2 separate regions of the Homo sapiens genome follow, and region 1 is linked to region 2. A link is a loop called in an ENCODE intact Hi-C map of the cell type or tissue named here. Cell type or tissue: mammary epithelial cell. All regions are shown on one strand. Each heading gives the region's core, and the rest is flanking DNA. Links, peaks and the distances in the headings are about the cores only.

What was found. Peaks named below come from ENCODE experiments on the same cell type or tissue, not always from the same donor. Only the 100,000 strongest peaks of a DNase experiment are listed, where the experiment ranks them.
Region 1: a loop joins it to region 2, with 7 times the contacts of the local background. A loop is called at or near these places in 3 of 110 quality-filtered maps.

Annotation. Positions count from the first base shown.
Region 1 is chr3:134,354,405-134,362,720 of GRCh38, reverse strand. AMOTL2 (angiomotin like 2) reads left to right here. Exons shown (of 10, transcript NM_016201.4): 6 at 914-1,209; 7 at 2,308-2,615; 8 at 3,218-3,438; 9 at 4,002-4,181; 10 at 4,958-7,374. The coding sequence ends at 5,016. Among named protein-coding and RNA genes, the nearest start is that of MIR6827, 9.3 kb to the left of the region's middle. RefSeq lists a silencer at 1,080-1,374 and an enhancer at 2,671-3,231. In mammary epithelial cell, for the core only: a CTCF peak has its summit at 4,035 (motif pointing left); a DNase peak (open chromatin) is centred at 4,640; H3K27ac peaks cover 1,138 bases.
Region 2 is chr3:134,444,685-134,453,016 of GRCh38, reverse strand. No RefSeq gene overlaps it. Among named protein-coding and RNA genes, the nearest start is that of MIR4788, 11 kb to the right of the region's middle. In mammary epithelial cell, for the core only: a CTCF peak has its summit at 3,555 (motif pointing right); a DNase peak (open chromatin) is centred at 6,036.

The sequences.
Region 1 (8,316 bases), core at 317-8,316, 90 kb after region 2:
CTATGGAGAGGGCCTCTGAGCAGTTTCTTTGGGCAATTAACAAAATGATTTAAAAGTCAGGATAGCTTGACCCTTACACACTAATCTTTGGGCCATAGTCATTTTCACTGTACTGCAGACTTTGCATTTCCTTCTGAGCCTGGTTGCTTACATCTCAGTGTTCTTTTCAGACCATGGAAGGAAATGTAGCCCTCAACGGACCTCTCGGCCTGGGTCTGCAGAAGGAGCCCCAGAGCTCTGGGTGGCCTATAAGTACAAACGCCTCACCATGTAGCCAGAGGCAGCCTGGGCCTTTGTAGTGTGGCCAACTGGGGTTTCCATTTGGCAGCACCATTCACCTCCTATGTTTCTCCCCTATAAGTTGGGGATCCCAAATCCTCCCTGGAGGGGCTGGAGGATTCGTGGAATAAGATGTGTAAGGGCCTGGTGTGCCGACAGCCGATGGTGGTTCTGTTCCCCCTTCTTTCATTCTCCCACTGGAAGGAGGACCATGTCACAGCCTACCTGAGTCTCTATTTTCTCATCTGTACATGGGCATCACAGTTCCTACCTCAACAGTCTCGAGCCGTCACAAGGTTCAAGGGATATTGTGGATGTGTTTTAGACATGGTGCCCCTGGCACAAGTGGATGGTGTTTGGGGCTGTCCCATGGCAGTATGTCCCAGTAGAAAGGCAGGGTAGCCCAGTTGTTACTGCAAGGGTCCTGGAATTGGGCTCTGTCATTTACTCCTGACTTAACATGAGCCTTGGTTTCTTCTTCCATGAAACAGGGTTAATAGTGGTACCTTATTCCTGTTATTTTTGAGAGAATGAGAAGCAACTGTGCTCATCCAGTGGTCAGCACTGAGCCCAGGAGGCAATGGGGCCAGCCAACGTGGTCACTGTCACTGATCAAGCCTCTTTCTCCCTACAGGCTACGAACAGCAGCAGGAGCAAGAGAAGCTGGAGCGAGAGATGGCACTGCTGCGCGGCGCCATCGAGGACCAGCGGCGGCGTGCCGAGCTGCTGGAGCAGGCTCTGGGCAATGCGCAGGGCCGGGCAGCTCGAGCCGAAGAGGAGCTGCGCAAGAAGCAGGCCTATGTGGAGAAAGTGGAGCGGCTGCAGCAGGCGCTCGGGCAGCTGCAGGCAGCCTGTGAGAAGCGGGAGCAGCTGGAGCTGCGTCTGCGGACTCGCCTGGAGCAGGAACTCAAGGCCCTGCGTGCACAGCAGGTGAGCTGAGAAAGTCTCCAGGCTAGGGCAGCATCTGAGGATGTTGGCTTCCCTTCCTCCTCGGGGACTGTAGGTTTGGAGGCCAGGGCTGAGGCCCCGGGAGCCCCTGCTTAGATCTAGGCTGCAGGCCCGTTGGAAGGCGGCGAGGATGATTGCTCTCTGCTCCACCTTTGCTGCGTGCTCCCTTCCACTCGTTGTCTTAGTAGAGGCCCTGCCACCTGGCCCATGTCCAGCCTCGGGGGACTCCTGTCCTCGGCAGCAGCAGGGCTAGTTGTCCTTGACCTCTAGAGAAAGTAAGTCAGGAACCTGGATATAGAAGGCCTGCGAGCTTTTTTTTTTTTGAGATGGAATCTCATTCTGTCGCCCAGGCTGGAGTGCAGTGGCGCGAACGCTCACTGCAACTTCCACCTCCCAGGTTCAAGCCATTCTCTTGCCTCAGCCTCCCGAGTAGCTGAGACTACAGGCGTGCGCCACCACGCCCAGCTAATTTTTGTATTTTTAGTAGAGATGAGGTTTCACCATATTGGCCAGGCTGGTCTTGAACCCCTGACCTCACGTGGTCCGCCGACCTTGGCCTCCCAAAGTGCTGGGATTACAGGCATGAGCCACTGCGTCTGGCCACCAGCCAGCTTTTATATGCCTCCCCAAGATTGGGAGGAAAGATGGTTGTCCAGATCCACTGTGCTTAGCCTCACTTCGGACTTCTGTGTAAACAACTCTTGGTGTTTACAAACCAAATAGAGTTATTTCTCCACTCCCAAACCTACCCTTGCCACAGAGGTAGTGTGACTGAACCCCCTGGTTTGCCCAGTTCTGTTCTAATGTACACCAGTTTTCCCAGTATAATTATTGATAGCACCCCCTTTGCCAGTTTGGAGGATTATCTGTCTGGTCTCTATGCCCTTGCCCTAGGATTCAGGGCAGGGGTATGGGGACCTGTGCTGTATCCCCATTTCGGTAGAGGAAGGATGGGGAAATGTATGCTGTGTATGGCTGAACACGTACATGTACAAGTGACAGTCGTGTGGAGGCGAAGACCAGTGGCTGCCACACCCCAACCTGCACCCTTGACCACGGTCTCTACTCCTTGCTCTGCAGAGACAGGCAGGTGCCCCAGGTGGTAGCAGTGGCAGTGGTGGGTCTCCAGAGCTCAGCGCCCTGCGACTGTCAGAACAACTGCGAGAGAAGGAGGAGCAGATCCTGGCGCTGGAGGCCGACATGACCAAGTGGGAGCAGAAGTATTTGGAGGAACGTGCCATGAGGCAGTTTGCCATGGATGCGGCTGCCACGGCTGCTGCTCAGCGTGACACCACTCTCATCCGACATTCCCCCCAGCCCTCACCCAGCAGCAGCTTCAATGAGGGTCTGCTCACTGGTGGCCACAGGCATCAGGAGATGGAAAGCAGGTTCGGCATTGCAGGCCAGGCACCTGAGGTTGGGGGGGTGGGTGGCAATGTCCAGTCACTGCCCTGCCCTTGATCCCTGATAAACAGGCCCCTTTCCCCATAGAGCTCAGCAGTCCCTCCTGCTTCTGAGCTGAACCTGCATGATTGGCACACCAGGCACTGTAAACATGCATTTGCCCAGAAATACCGAGTCCTTGGTCTGCCCAGGAGACTCTTACTGTGGAGGTGTTGGGTGCCATCCAGTGCTTGGGCCCTGCCTCCCCTCTCCGGAGTGCCGCCCTCCAGGATGAGGGCTGTGCCGCCACTATCATCTGATGAATCTGGAACCCATCCTTAATGGCCTGCCTTTGCTGGTGTGAGAAGGGCCCAGGGCCTTATGCACTGGTGGTTTTCAGAGCCTGGGCTCTAAGAGCATCAAATTCCAGAGCTGTGGTGCCATTTCTAAGCCCTCTCTGGGTCCCTGCTACAAGCACAGAAGGATCCAGCCTGGCAGGGTTGGGGGAGTTGGGGGGGGCTTTTCCTCTAACTCCTATGAGGCAGGAAGGGTGGAGGCTGTTGGATCTGTGGGTCTGACAATGTGGGCATGGCCTCTCACCCCTCAGGTTAAAGGTGCTCCATGCCCAGATCCTGGAGAAGGATGCAGTGATCAAGGTCCTTCAGCAGCGCTCCAGGAGAGACCCTGGCAAGGCCATCCAGGGCTCCCTGCGGCCTGCCAAGTCGGTGCCATCTGTTTTCGCGGCTGCGGCAGCAGGAACCCAGGGCTGGCAAGGGCTCTCTTCTAGTGAGCGACAAACAGCAGACGCCCCTGCTCGGCTGACTACAGGTAAGAGGAGGCTACTGCTGGGATAGATTGAGAGGTAATTTCTCCTGGGCCTGAACACAGATTGCCAGACCTTTCCTCCCAGAACTGAGGCTATAGGAGCCAGGGCTTCCTGACCCTCTTCCAGGGGAGCTGGCTTATTCTCTGCCTCTAGTGACTCTACAGCGCAAGGCTCTCCTGCCAGTGTGAAGAGGGGTACTTAGTCCCCATCACCATAAATTCTATCATGCTTCAGCCCCAGCCACTGAACTAAGAAAAATAGAGCTTCCTGTGCAGATACACCTTGTATGCAAGCTCCCTCCACTCTTCCTTCTAAGCAGATGCCACAGAAACTCTAGAAGATTTAATCTATAAGGAAGGGTCCCACCACCCAAAACATTTGGAAGCCAATCCAATCTGGTAGTTATTCCCATTTGAAAATAGGAGCATTTTTAGTCTTAAAGTTCTTGCAAATCAAGAGCAGCCCACTCCACCTTGAATCCCCAGCAGGGACAGTTAACTTAGAGTGTCCTTCACCAGGGCCACATCTTACAGGCATGGCAATAACCATCCACCTACCTTTCCAGCAGACAGAGCACCCACAGAGGAGCCAGTGGTCACAGCTCCCCCTGCTGCCCATGCCAAACACGGGAGCAGAGATGGGAGCACCCAGACTGAGGGCCCCCCAGACAGCACCTCCACCTGCCTGCCACCGGAGCCTGACAGCCTTCTGGGGTGCAGCAGTAGCCAGAGAGCAGCCTCTCTGGGTAAGTCCTCCTGACCCCACTTCTGTGCTAGGTAGGGCCGAGGGGGCACTGGGGTGTGAACTGGAACACAAGGCCTTTTCTTCCCAGACCCCCTCCGGGTCATTGCCCGCACTCCATGGGGAGCCGTGCATAGCCAGAGGTGAGCAGGGTGCCTGGCCCACCTCAATGTGAACATGAGGGATGGCTGGTTGCATGAATAGGGAAATTGGAAACCCTGATTAGAGGCAGATCCAGAATTCAGAAAGAAAGCAACCAGATGGGAGGCACTTTAGCTCCTCTTTCATGGTCTTCCCTACATAGTTAATTTCCAATTTGATTATCCAAGAGAATGGAGCTCGCAAGTCATGCCGATGGCACTCTGGAAGCCTGTTTAAAGAGTCCGGGAAGGAGAAATCTGAGAAGATGCCATTTCTTTTTCCACTCCCCTTTCACATTGGCCTTTGCATATTTGCCTGTGCCTCATGATCTCAGAAAACCACAGGCATGAAAAGAATGCTGCAGCCTGCCTCCCTCAGGGCTCTCCATTGCTCTCTCTAAGCCCTCCAACCAGTTCAAAGTTAGAAACAAATGCATCCTACACATCGGAGGTTGGTGGGCTGGGCTGAGCACTGAAAGGGGGCAGAGCATTGTGCTTGGTTGGCCGAGTTCTGGGAACCTGGGCAGCAGAGGTGGGAAAAGTTGGTGAAGAACGATCTTTGTCTTTCAAATGTGCCAGGATTTTAAAAGCAATCTAGTAACACTCATTGGCATGTGCCTGTGTTCTTGTCTGTCTCCAGACTCTGTAGCTACATCCAGAGTCCAGGACTTGTCAGACATGGTGGAGATACTGATCTGAAGGAGGTGGTGCTTCAGGACTCTGAGCCATTCTCTCCCCTCCTCTGCCCTGTGCCACTCTCAGCCATTTCAGCAGCCCCGTCAACCGCTGCTCCGTCCCTTTCCCCAGCCAGACACTCATTCCCATTGACCATCTGGTCCCAGGAGCTCAGGAGGAGGACCCCAGGGGAGAGGAGAGCTGTGAGAGCACCGGCACCCCCAGAAGACTCTGCTTCTTAGCCCACATTCCTCCGGGCCTTATGGAGAATGAGGATTCAGCCTTGACTTCTTGCCCAAGGCCTGCTACTGGGGTAGCAACTGACAGCTCAGAAAGGAGCTGAGCTCCCTCTGCCCTGCCAGTTGTCAGTCAGGCAGGGAGGGAGTGGCTGTGTTGGTTTGGGGAACTAATTTCCACGGACGGCTGCCCGTGGACACCAGGTGGACTGGTTCACTAATCAAGTCAGCCATATTGTTCTCTGGCTAAGTTTGGTTCCAGCCAACGTCATCTGCTCTTCAGTTCCTCACTGCCTTCTTGGGATACTAAGACTTGAATTTTTTGGGGACTATTAAGGGTGTTAGTCTTGGAGAAGACACAGCCTCACCTTCTCACTTGCTGTGGGTGAGGGGCCATTTAAGTGGACTGGGAGACAGTGCGCAGTTTGTATATAATTCCCTTTCTTGTGGAACAGAAGACTGAGGCCTGCAGGTTCCGATGTGTCTCCATGGGCTGTGCTCCCCTCTTCCTACTGTCAGTTTCTGAAACTTCTGACTGGCCTCCCAGTTATGCCTCCTCCTCAAGTTCCTGGCCCGTGGATGTTAAAGCTGCTCGATTCCCAGGATCTCGGCTGCCTTTTCCTCTATCTTGAGCCCTATAAATGCCCACGGGACCCCCACCACCAGCCTCTTGAAGTGGCTCCACAGCTCCTGTCCCTGGAACATCCTGTCAGTTTGGTCATAAACCCTGAGCCAGATGAAATGAGCCACCGTGAACAGACATCTGCCATGCCCCCAGGTGGGCTTCGGTGGCCCTACCCGGTACCAGTTCTTTCTGAGAAACTGGAGATGTCTTGTTAGCATAAGTGTCTTCATTCCCACCTGGAGGGTTTGGGAGAGGAGCAAAGCAGTTGAAAACTAGTTAATGAGCTACAAGAGTCAAATAGTCCTCTGAATGGAGCCCCCATCACAAAACAGTGCCCAGGAGGCTGGCTCCTCAAGCTACCCATGCCCAGCGCCCTAAAGCAGCACCAGATGCTTTGGAATTGGGGTGAAACACCCACATGGCAGCCTGCTAGCAGCAGTGACTTTGACTTCTGGTCTTAAAGAGTCCCTCACTTCAGCCCCAGGAGCTATTGGTGGGTTTTAGCAGTTTTGTCTTTACCGTTTTTAGTTCTCCTTGATTCTTTGTTTTCTTCCTTTATCGTTTTTAGGTTTGGTATGTGTTGTTTTATTTCCATGGTTCCTCAAGTTTCCTTTTTAAACATTTGCATTTGCTGGACAATTGCAATTTTTTTTAAAAAATTCCCCTACCCCTGTTTAAAGCTGAAAAATACATTTGGTTCATGTGCATTGTTTACAAAGCAAAAAGAAAAAAGAGGAAAAAAAGGCAAAAAATATTGTGAAAGAAAAAAAACAACTTAATATATTTTGGATTAATATTTGGTATTTCTTTTAAAGTATTTTTTGTGCTGTGAACATTTTCTGCCAAAGACCATGATGTGTGTCTGTATGTTTAAGTTATCGTAAATATTTAAAATGTAAACATGGCTGTTTTGTTATGCCACCCTGTACCAGGATTGCTGCCGCATTCCACTGGGTATAACAGTATTTTAATTAAAAAAAAATAATTAAAAGTGATGTCTTTGCACAGGTGAGACTTTGCACTGAGGGAAGGGAAAGGGTGAGGATTTTGGGGGGCCACCCAAGTCATAGTCCAATCTCTTCAAGGACCCAAGATAGAATTTAGGAATTTTGTGAAGCTGCATTAAGGATAGAGTTGGAATGAGGATGTGGCTGGCATTTTTCCCCTTTCATAGATAACATTTCTTGAAGGCTGGGAGGGGAAGGAGGGCCTGGCAGATGGCAGCCTCCCGAGGTAGGGCTGTGTTCTAATCAGCTTTGTTCGGCCACACGCTGTGGTTATCCACAGTGGGAGTGGGTGTCCAAAGATGGCTTTATCCTTCCCCCACTCCTTTTCCCACTCCCACCTAGCACATAAAGTTTTGTCCGAAACCATCCAGAAGGCCAGGCACCATGCAGAGGACATTCAAGAATGTGCATGTTCTTAGCCACCGCCTCCCTCCTTTGCTGTGACATCACCACTCTTTCCTGATGCTCAGGAAAGCATATTGCTCCAATTCAAAATTAAAGAAAGCCATTCTCAGTCTTGCTTGTTCTTGTATCAGAAACAAAATACCTGTCTTGTGCTTCTATAAGTGTGTTAGGACCCTGAGGTTCCCAGTCAGCATGTGGCCAGCAGTTAGCTGGCCATGAGGCAGCAGCAGGCTACCAGACAGCCTACGTGACATGTGACAGGAACAGTTTCCCACCATGGCCGTGAGTGAAGTGTCTTCGGGGCCAATGTGGGAACTCGGGAGCCATGTTGATGAGTAACTAAGTTGAGATCCTAGAGAAGGTGTCTTCCCGAGCTGGCCTACCAGCCCACAAGTATGAAGACAAGCAGGTGGAAGAATTGGAAACATCCAGAAACTTTTCTAGCAACTTTGCAGATGGTGATGGGTCCCACTGGATGAGGAGCTCTCCATGCAGAGGCATCAAACCCACCCCATGGCCACACCTCCACCCAACCCTCCAGCCTGCCTCCTGCCACTGGGGCACTATCTATGCCAGCCTTTCTCCCATTGAGCCCTGAACTAGAGTCAGCTTCACAAATAGGTTACTCACCTGACATGCAGGCCTAGTGCATGGAGGCGGCCTGAACAATAGGGCTCCTTCTCACCCTCCCACAGCTGCTCCTCCCTGGGCCACAGCAGCCCATGGCTACATTTGCTGACTTGCTGTCCAAAACAAAATGTCGGTGCCTGTGGCAGGGAGTTCCAAAGGACAGCTTGGCAACTCAGACCTGTGAACAATAAGCCCTGACAACAGTGCCATCTCACCCCAGTACCTTTGGCCAGGGGCTTCCAAAGCATCTGCACCTTCTGTGAGATCCAGTCTGTGGAAAGTCACTTTAATGTTTCCTTGGCACAGACCAGGAGGAATAAGAAATCGGTCCCAGTGTACCCAGCACATGTACGTGCATGTGCATTTGTGTGCACATGTGTACATGCGTGCCTGACCATGTGTCCCAGAGAAAGGTGTGAGG
Region 2 (8,332 bases), core at 215-8,214:
TGAACTGTTTAAATGGGGATTCTGTAGCTGTGGTGGAATGCCAAGTGCAAAACCAGTGTTGGAGGAGAGACCTGGTGGGAGGTGTTTGGATGAGTGCAAAACCACTCAGCCACCATGATAATGAAATATTATGGAAGGGACCAGCCAGAAGCTTGGCAGGAATGAAGAATTCTAGATACACCTGCATATATGTGTGATTGTGGAAGTGACCAACACTGTCTCAGATCCCACAGCCTATAGTCAATCAGCAATTTCTACATAAACAGGCCCCTGGTGTTAAGTGCCTAGAGATTGAGAGAGGCATAGAACTGATGATGTTTTCATTAGTTAATGAGTTTGGTTATCATCATGTAATCTGGCCCCTTCTACTTCTCTGTCCTGTCCTCTCCCCAAGTCCATTGTACTTCAATCACTTGGACCTTCCTTTGATTCCTCAAACACGTGTAGCTCATTCCTACCTCAGCTCTTGCTCTTCCTTCTGCAGGGAGAATGCTACCCCTATGTCTTTGTGTGGCTAGCTTTTTGGGGTTGTTCAGGTATTAACTCAAATGGCACCTGTTTGGTGAAGAAGTGCAAGAAGTTAGTGCCTTCTTGCACTACTTCCTGACTACCAATCCAAATTAGCAAACCCCTCACTAACCCATGTCTCAAGTCAAAGAGAACCCATCCTCTCCATCACATTATCTTGTCTTATTGTCTTCCTGGAACTCATTACTATCAGAAATTGCTTTTTCCTTTTATTTGCTGCTAGTTTATTTCCTTGTCTTTCCTCTACATTAAAGCACAAGCTCTACAAGAACAGGGGTCATGTGTTTTTTTACTGCTGCATCCTCAGCTCTTAGAGCAATTCCTGGCACATGGAACACATGTCATGAGTGTTTGTTGAATGAATATACTATTTCCTGCCTTGATCTTGGAGAACTTTCCTTCTATATAATGTTTTCTGGAAGACAGACAGAGTACACAAGTGAGTGAGACTCAGATAGAGAGACTCTTTTGCTGAAAGGACTCATCCCTGGTCTGGTAACTTGCCCTTTAGTTGTCTCAGTGTCCTGAGGTAACCAGGTGGGAAGGAAACACAGGACTTTATCCAGAGCCCAGCCCCCTCTGTGAGCACATATAATACATTCCACATGAGCCAACTAACCCTATTTTTCAAAGGAGCCATGGCTCAGCAATAACCATCCCAGCTTACTGCCTTTTCAGCAAACAGTTTCTGTTTTGTTCCTTGGTGAAGACATAAGAGTAGAAAAGTCCTCCCTCCCCCACTCTGTGAAAGCCCAGTGTGTTGGTGCCTTCTTGCACTACTATAAAGACATACCTGAGACCAGGTAATTTATAAAGAAAAGTTTAATTGGCTTAAGGTTCTGTGGGCTGTACAGGCTTCTGCTTCTGGGGAGGCCTCAGGAAACTTACAATCATGGCCGAAGGCAAAAGGGAAGCCAGCACATCTTCACATGGCTGGCAAAAGAGACAGAGTGAAGTGGGAAGTGCTACACACTTTCAAACAATGAGATCTCGTGAGAACTCACTCACTGTAATAAGAACAGCAAGGGGGAAATCCGCCCCATGATCCAAACACCTCCTACCAGGTCCCTCCTCCAACACTGGGGATTACAATTCAACATGAGATTTGGGTGGGTACATAAACCTAAACCATATCACCCAGCAAGTCTTGAATGGACTTAACTCTTGAGCTTGACCATTGTTTTTCTTCTCAGTATTGACAAATGGTTACTTGTGGGCTTGCCCCATGCGTGTAAAAAGTGACAGAGGACGGTTTTTATGTGTGACTGTACCTCGCTGACAGTGGGCTTGGACCACTTTCCAAGGGACTCTGGCCCATGGGGAAGTTTTTTCAGAACCTTGGGAAGAAGAGCCTGTAATTATTTATATGAAAGAAGACAGTGGGGGAGTGCTCTTTGGAATGTCATCTCACAGGCTTTCCTGGAGTTAGGAGTAATCTCAGACACCCTAAATAAGTTACCCAACACAGATAGGGCTGGCTTTAGCCTCCTGGGGGAAGTCTGGGTGCAGGGGATGTGGAAACAGGTTTCACATGGGGAAAAAAGAAAATGATCTTGAAGACAAGATGACAGCTCTAAAACAGGAACCACAGGGAATGTGCCCATTACATTTACAAAAATATATGTGGGACATATATTTTTTGGCTAGAATACTCAACTGTTGGGATAATCAGCATCCCAACTGTTGGAACAAACCAAAATATAATTCTTGGTTTGTTTTTAAAGCTGCTGGAAGAATAAGAATATGGTCTACCCTGCATTCACCCACTCATTTATTCATCAAGCAATATTTTTGAGTACCTGTTATGTTTTAGACAACATTTTGGTTCTAGGGAATCAACTCTGAATAGGACAGTCAGGGTTCCCCTAATCATGGGGCTTATATTCTGAGGGTGAAGATAGACATTGACAAGATATTTGCACAAATAAGTAGCAACAGATATGAATTCAGTGTAGGAAATTCAGCCAAATGAAAACAGGGCCTCACTGCCAGTGTCTTCCCAGTTGCACTCCACCTGTTGCAAGATCCTGTAAAAGCAGTGGAGCTTGGGGGTGAATAACGGCCAAAGGAGCAGATGAGCACCAGACTTGATCCCAGGCTGTCTATATTCTTTACAGAAAAGGGGGCAGACCTAGGGGAATATAGCAAGCAAGGGGCCCCATTACACTTTGCCCCATTTCACTTCCTGCTCAAGCAGTGCTCTTACAGGGAAGTGGCTCTGGACGGGCCACTGCTGATCCACCCTACCCTCAAACCACTCTTTCCCTCTCTGCCAGCAATTGAAAAGCCACACATGGCTCTTCTAACACAGACTGCCTCACAAGTTGGGTCAATTCAGGTCCTCCGGGAAGCAGATGGCAGGATGGAGTTAGAAATGCAAAGAGATTTATTAGGGGAAATGACTGTGAAGATTGAAAGGGAAGAAGGAGCAGGAGGAGGCAGAAAGAGCCTTCAAACTGCAATGCAGTCCTGATCCTTGCAAAAGGAGATGGGGAAGGAAGGAGGTGTGTGTGGGTACGGAGAGCCTCAGAGCAGTACAGCCCCCGGAAAATCTCAGCCAGCCCAAGAGGGAGCTCTAGAACCAAGATCACTCATTAGAGAAATCCTGCATTGCACAGAAATTGTCAAGGCCCTAGTGCCTCTGCTGTGCACAGTCATTGGCCATTGCTGCCCAGGAGAGTGTGGCCTCTGCTCAAACACAGCAACAGACCCTGAAGGTGCCGCAGCTGGTGGCCATCAGCTCACTACACTCTCATCACAAGGTTCCCTCGGAGGGAGAACTGAGTGGCACCTTCCACTGGCTGCCAACATGGCAGGCTTATGCGGGTGTGCTCACTCCCAGTGTTCCATTCCATGATTGATAACCAAGGTGAGTGTCTCTATAAGCACAGCCTTTGGCTCCAGGGGGTACAGTAGGGGTGAGATAAAGGCATAGGCACAACAGAGCACAGGCAGGCCCCTGGGGTTGGAAGAGACACCAGAAACATTGTTGAGGCTCCAGCAGTGCCAGCTGAATGGACAGCAGGGGGCAGGAAACACAGAGATTGGAAGGCCAGCAAGCCTAACTCAGAGAATCCCGGCCAGGAGGAAGAGAAGTGGCTGACTGCTGGGGAAGGCCACAGTGGATAAGCCAGTGATGGGGACATAAGACAAGCTGTACCCCCTGTTTCTCACATATAGGCAGCCAGCCTGCAAGCTTGGCACCCCTTCTTTGCTTCCCTGTATCCTCCTCCCATGAAATCCAAACACTCACCTCTATAAATATTTATTGATGTCCAATGGGGTTGGTCCTTCTGATCCTTGATAGGTTATTAACTGATATTGAGGAAAAACCTCAAAATTGTTTTTGATTGAAAATTCAAGAGTTAAGCTGAACTATCTTAAATTCATTTTAAGTTGTATTTCTCAAAATAGAGGAGAATCATCATCTTAGCAATTCATTTAGCTTAACGTGATAGTTCCCTTCATCTCTTGAAAAACTCAACCTGAAGTTTATGTCTGATGTTAAGAGGCCCTTGGACACACCGAAGATTATATTGTGTCATGCACTGAGGAGTACACTCAACTGAAATGTCTATTTCTAAGGTCCAAAGCTAAAATTAGATGAAATAAAACAATGCTGACCCAGCAAGAAGGGCCCCATGCTTTCAAGCACTCCACATATTATAAACACAAAACCTTACATTCATTTTCTCAATTAGCACCAGTTACGGACCAGGAAAACTCATCTCTGGAGCTTTTGCTCTGTGTCCTCAAAACAAAACCAACTGTCTGAATGCTGTGATGTTGTAACATTGGAGAGGAACAGCGTGCGTAGTTGGAGTTGGAAGTGCTTAGATCAAGAAAAGACAAATTAACTTGCCCAGTCCTTCCTGTCAGCATGAATGCAATAGGTGGCCTGGCATGACATTAACAGAATATACTTTCCCAGTCATGCTGAGCACTCGTTTCCTAACTTCTCTTCATGTTCCAGTGTGTGCCTCCAGAGGCTTTCATTATATAGTGCTGTGTTCATAATAGTTGTATATGGAGTGAGGAAGATTTTCAAATTAAATAATTCGCATTGCTCCTGAAGTTGGTTGTGGGCTGAATTTATGATGTTAAAGTATGTGGGCCTCTATTTGCATTCTTGATGTAGGCCCCACAAATGTTAGGGAAAGGCCTGGACAGTGGCACTCTGGTAACCAAGCAGAAGTCAACAAAAAGTTCGACGTAAATTGGGCCACAGTTCATGAAAACATTCCTATGATAGCTCATTAACAATGACGATAATCACAGCAGCAGTTCTGTAAACACACCTGTGGACACTGGGTGCTACATATTTTGCTCTCGTAATCAGCCTTTGCCTTGTTCTGTGTGGTGCCTCAGTGAGCTGTGGGCCAAGCACTGTGAGTCCCTGCCTTCCCAATGCAGAGACTCTGGGCTCTCTGTTGGTCCGCTCTCCAGATGTTTCTGGGGGTTCCCAGGTGCCATCCCACATGGGCTCTGAAGCAAGGCCGCAGACATGCTTCCAGTCTCCCTGCTCACCGCTGGCCCCAGCACTGCTGCCCCTTCTGCCCAATGTCCTTGTGAGGGCATCTCTGCTGCCGGCTGTGGCCGAGCCCCACCAGAGCATTGCTGCATGTCCTAGGTTGGGGACCTGGCTCCCGCTTTGTGCCCTTCTTCCATGCTCAGAAATCCCTCCCACACTGCTGCTCCAAGCACATCCTGAGACAGCCCCAGGCCCAACCTTGTCTTGAGAGTCCCTGTTGCACTGGCTTCCACCCAGCTCCCAGACATCCTCCAAGGACAGGGCCCTCTCCCCACACCCTCCATCTGGCTGTCTACCCTCACCCCACCCAATCTCCAGGAATCTCCATGGCACACCCTCAGCCCAGAGAGCAGGTATTTCCTTTCCCACATCATCAGTGGGAGTGCTGAGTGGTCCCTTTCAAAACAAACATGTTGTCTGCCCCCAACATGACCCTTTTGAAATGTCATTTTTCTCAGCTTTAAAGGAAAAGAAAAGGCCATGCTAAGGTCCAGTTTCACTTAATGATCCATTACACATCCAACAATCCACCTGCTGTCTTCTCAGCTACTAAAACCGTCTTTATTTCCAGCCTGCCCCTCAGAGTTGGGCACACTTCAGGAGCAGAGGCCAGAGCCAACACTCACCATACCTCACACACCTCTGGGGAGAAAAGGGTCCTTAAAGTCAACTTCTGGAGCCTTCCCAAAGGAATACAGGCTGCCTGCACACATTCAAACAGAGGTGGAGGATCAAGGAAACCATGCAGTTGAATCTTCTAACTTTAGAAGTGGGGAAACTGAGGTGCAGAGAGGAGAAGCAACTGATCCAGGGTCATTCTGCAAGTCAGTGGCAGGGCATGAGCTCTGACCCATGGCACTTTCCATCACAGAAAGTCTACGGCTTCTGTTCCCAGGAGACAAGCCCACGCTTCCTCAGTAAATGGCAAGGGACTTCCAGGGCCTTTTCATCACCCCGAAGGAGGATTGTGGTCAGGAAGTGTGGGCAGAAGATATTGGACAGTCACCAACTGAGCTGGCTAGCTCCAGACTTGTTTGGGCCTGGAGCAGGGGAAGGAAGTGTGACAGCAGAAAGAAGGGAAGGGGAAATGGGGACCCCCACACACCCTGGCTTCTGCAGCATCTGCTCTCTGCCTCCTCCTTCCTGGGTCCCTTCCTGGGTTCTTTCCTGTACCCTCTTCTGGGTCCACCCTTCCCTCCTCCCAACTGCAACACCTCCTGCCTGGCCTTCCCCACTGTCTCATCACCTGGGTCTTCCTCTGAGTAGAACAAGAGCAGCTGAGAAAGTGTTCAGGAAAGGAAAGGAAGGGGATAGTAAAGAGACAAGATATGCAGAACAGCTAATAGAGCTCCCCAAAGTGAAACCCTAATACTAACTCTAACCCTAACCCTCCATGCTGGCAGTGGAGCACCTTAGAGCAGTGGTCCCCAGCTTTGGCAGCACACTGAAATTACCCAAGGAGCTTTAAAAGATACACATGCCTAGACTCATCCCACAGACTGATTTATTTTTTTCAGTACAACTTAAGAACCAGGATTTGTAAAAGCTCCCTCAATGATTTAAGTATGTAGCCAAGGTTGCAATCCAATTATCAGAAGAAGAGTCCCTTGTCTATCTCATATTGGGTCCTCTGCTTCAATAAGAGGCAAATAATTTTTAGATAGAAAGTACTGAAATCTATTCTATTCCAAGCCTACACATCAGAAATCCTGATTGTTCTAGCCTGGCTGTCAGATTTTCTGCTAAGCTATCTTCCCTGGCATCTTGGACTTCTGCTACCACTGTCAAATCTCAAGATCTCTGATTCTCCATAGTCCTTTTCAGTTCCCAAAGCTCCTTCATGTGAGGCTGTATGAAAAAAAGCTTATAGTCACCACTGCTGTGAATGTGGTCTTTTTAAAAGCTCATCTCTATCTTATAGTTATGACAGAGTAACTGCTACCAGAGTTGTCCTACCACTGAAAACAATAAGAAAGTTGGACAAATTTATGAAACAGCTATTTCCAAATCCTAGACAACAAGAAGTGCAGAACTATGATCAACAAGAGTCATGAAACAAACAAGCAAGCCCTACAGTTTCCCTGGCTTTCTGCCAAGAGTCACTTTTCCAGACAGTGGTGCAGGGGAAGGAACACAAGCATAACACTGCAGTCTTGCCAAGTTAAGCAAGCAGAGATCAGGGTTAAGGGAGGCTAAATCAGCTGGAATTTATGGGGCAGAGCACTGGAACAGAGAGAACTATGCAGAGAACGAGCCTAGAATCTGCATAGGGGTCTCCTTGAATCTATTGCTGAAAACTAAGCTCTGAATGCTTAGGTTAAAACTCCACAAAGCTATGCAAAGAAGTACTGAGAATCTGTATGCTGAACAGTTCCTAGAGCTTACACAGGCTATGAGATAGTAGAGATCCAGCCAGAGGGAAGAGATCTCATTTAACACCCAGTGAACTCAGTGCAGATCCTAGAAGAGTTGTAACTTGGTAGTAAAACTAAATAAAAGAGACCTAAAATAAAGGCTACTCTAGACCTGCCTTAGAAAAATTTAACACAAACTTTGAAAAAAATGAGCTGATTCTAAGTTCCCTAAGTGCATGCCACAATAAAAATTTAATATTCTTTACAAGAAACAGAAGTCATCCACTCAAAAAGGTAACTGTGACAATGCCTAGCATCCAGTAAAAATTACTAGACATACAAAAATGCAGGAAAATGTGACCCATACTTAGGGGAAACATCAGTCAATAAAAACATACCCAGAATGACAGAGACTTTGGAGTTAACAAAAAAGGATATTAAAACAACTATTACAAATATGCTCATGTAAACAGACATAATGCGAAAAGAAATGAGAGCTATAAAAAAGAACAAATAAAAACTATACGGATAAAAAAAGAGGTATTAAATTAAAACTTTATTGGATGAAATTACCAGCTAATTAAACACTGCAGAAGAAAAGGCAAGTGAATTTGAAGACATAACAATAAAAACCCTCCAAAATGATACATGCAAAAGAAAAAAAAGACTAAAATAAATTAACAGAGCCTATTAACTATGGAAACATATCAAGTAGTTGAACATATGTGTGAAGAAGTAAAGGCCAGAAAAATACTTGATGAAATAATACCTGAAATTCTTCCAAATTTGAAAACATTTCTAAAACCACAGATTTAGTAAACTCACTTAATCCCAAGAAAGGTATGCACAAATAAAACTACATGACAGCATATTGCTGAAAACCAAGGATAAGGAGAAAATCGTAAAAGCAGACAGATTT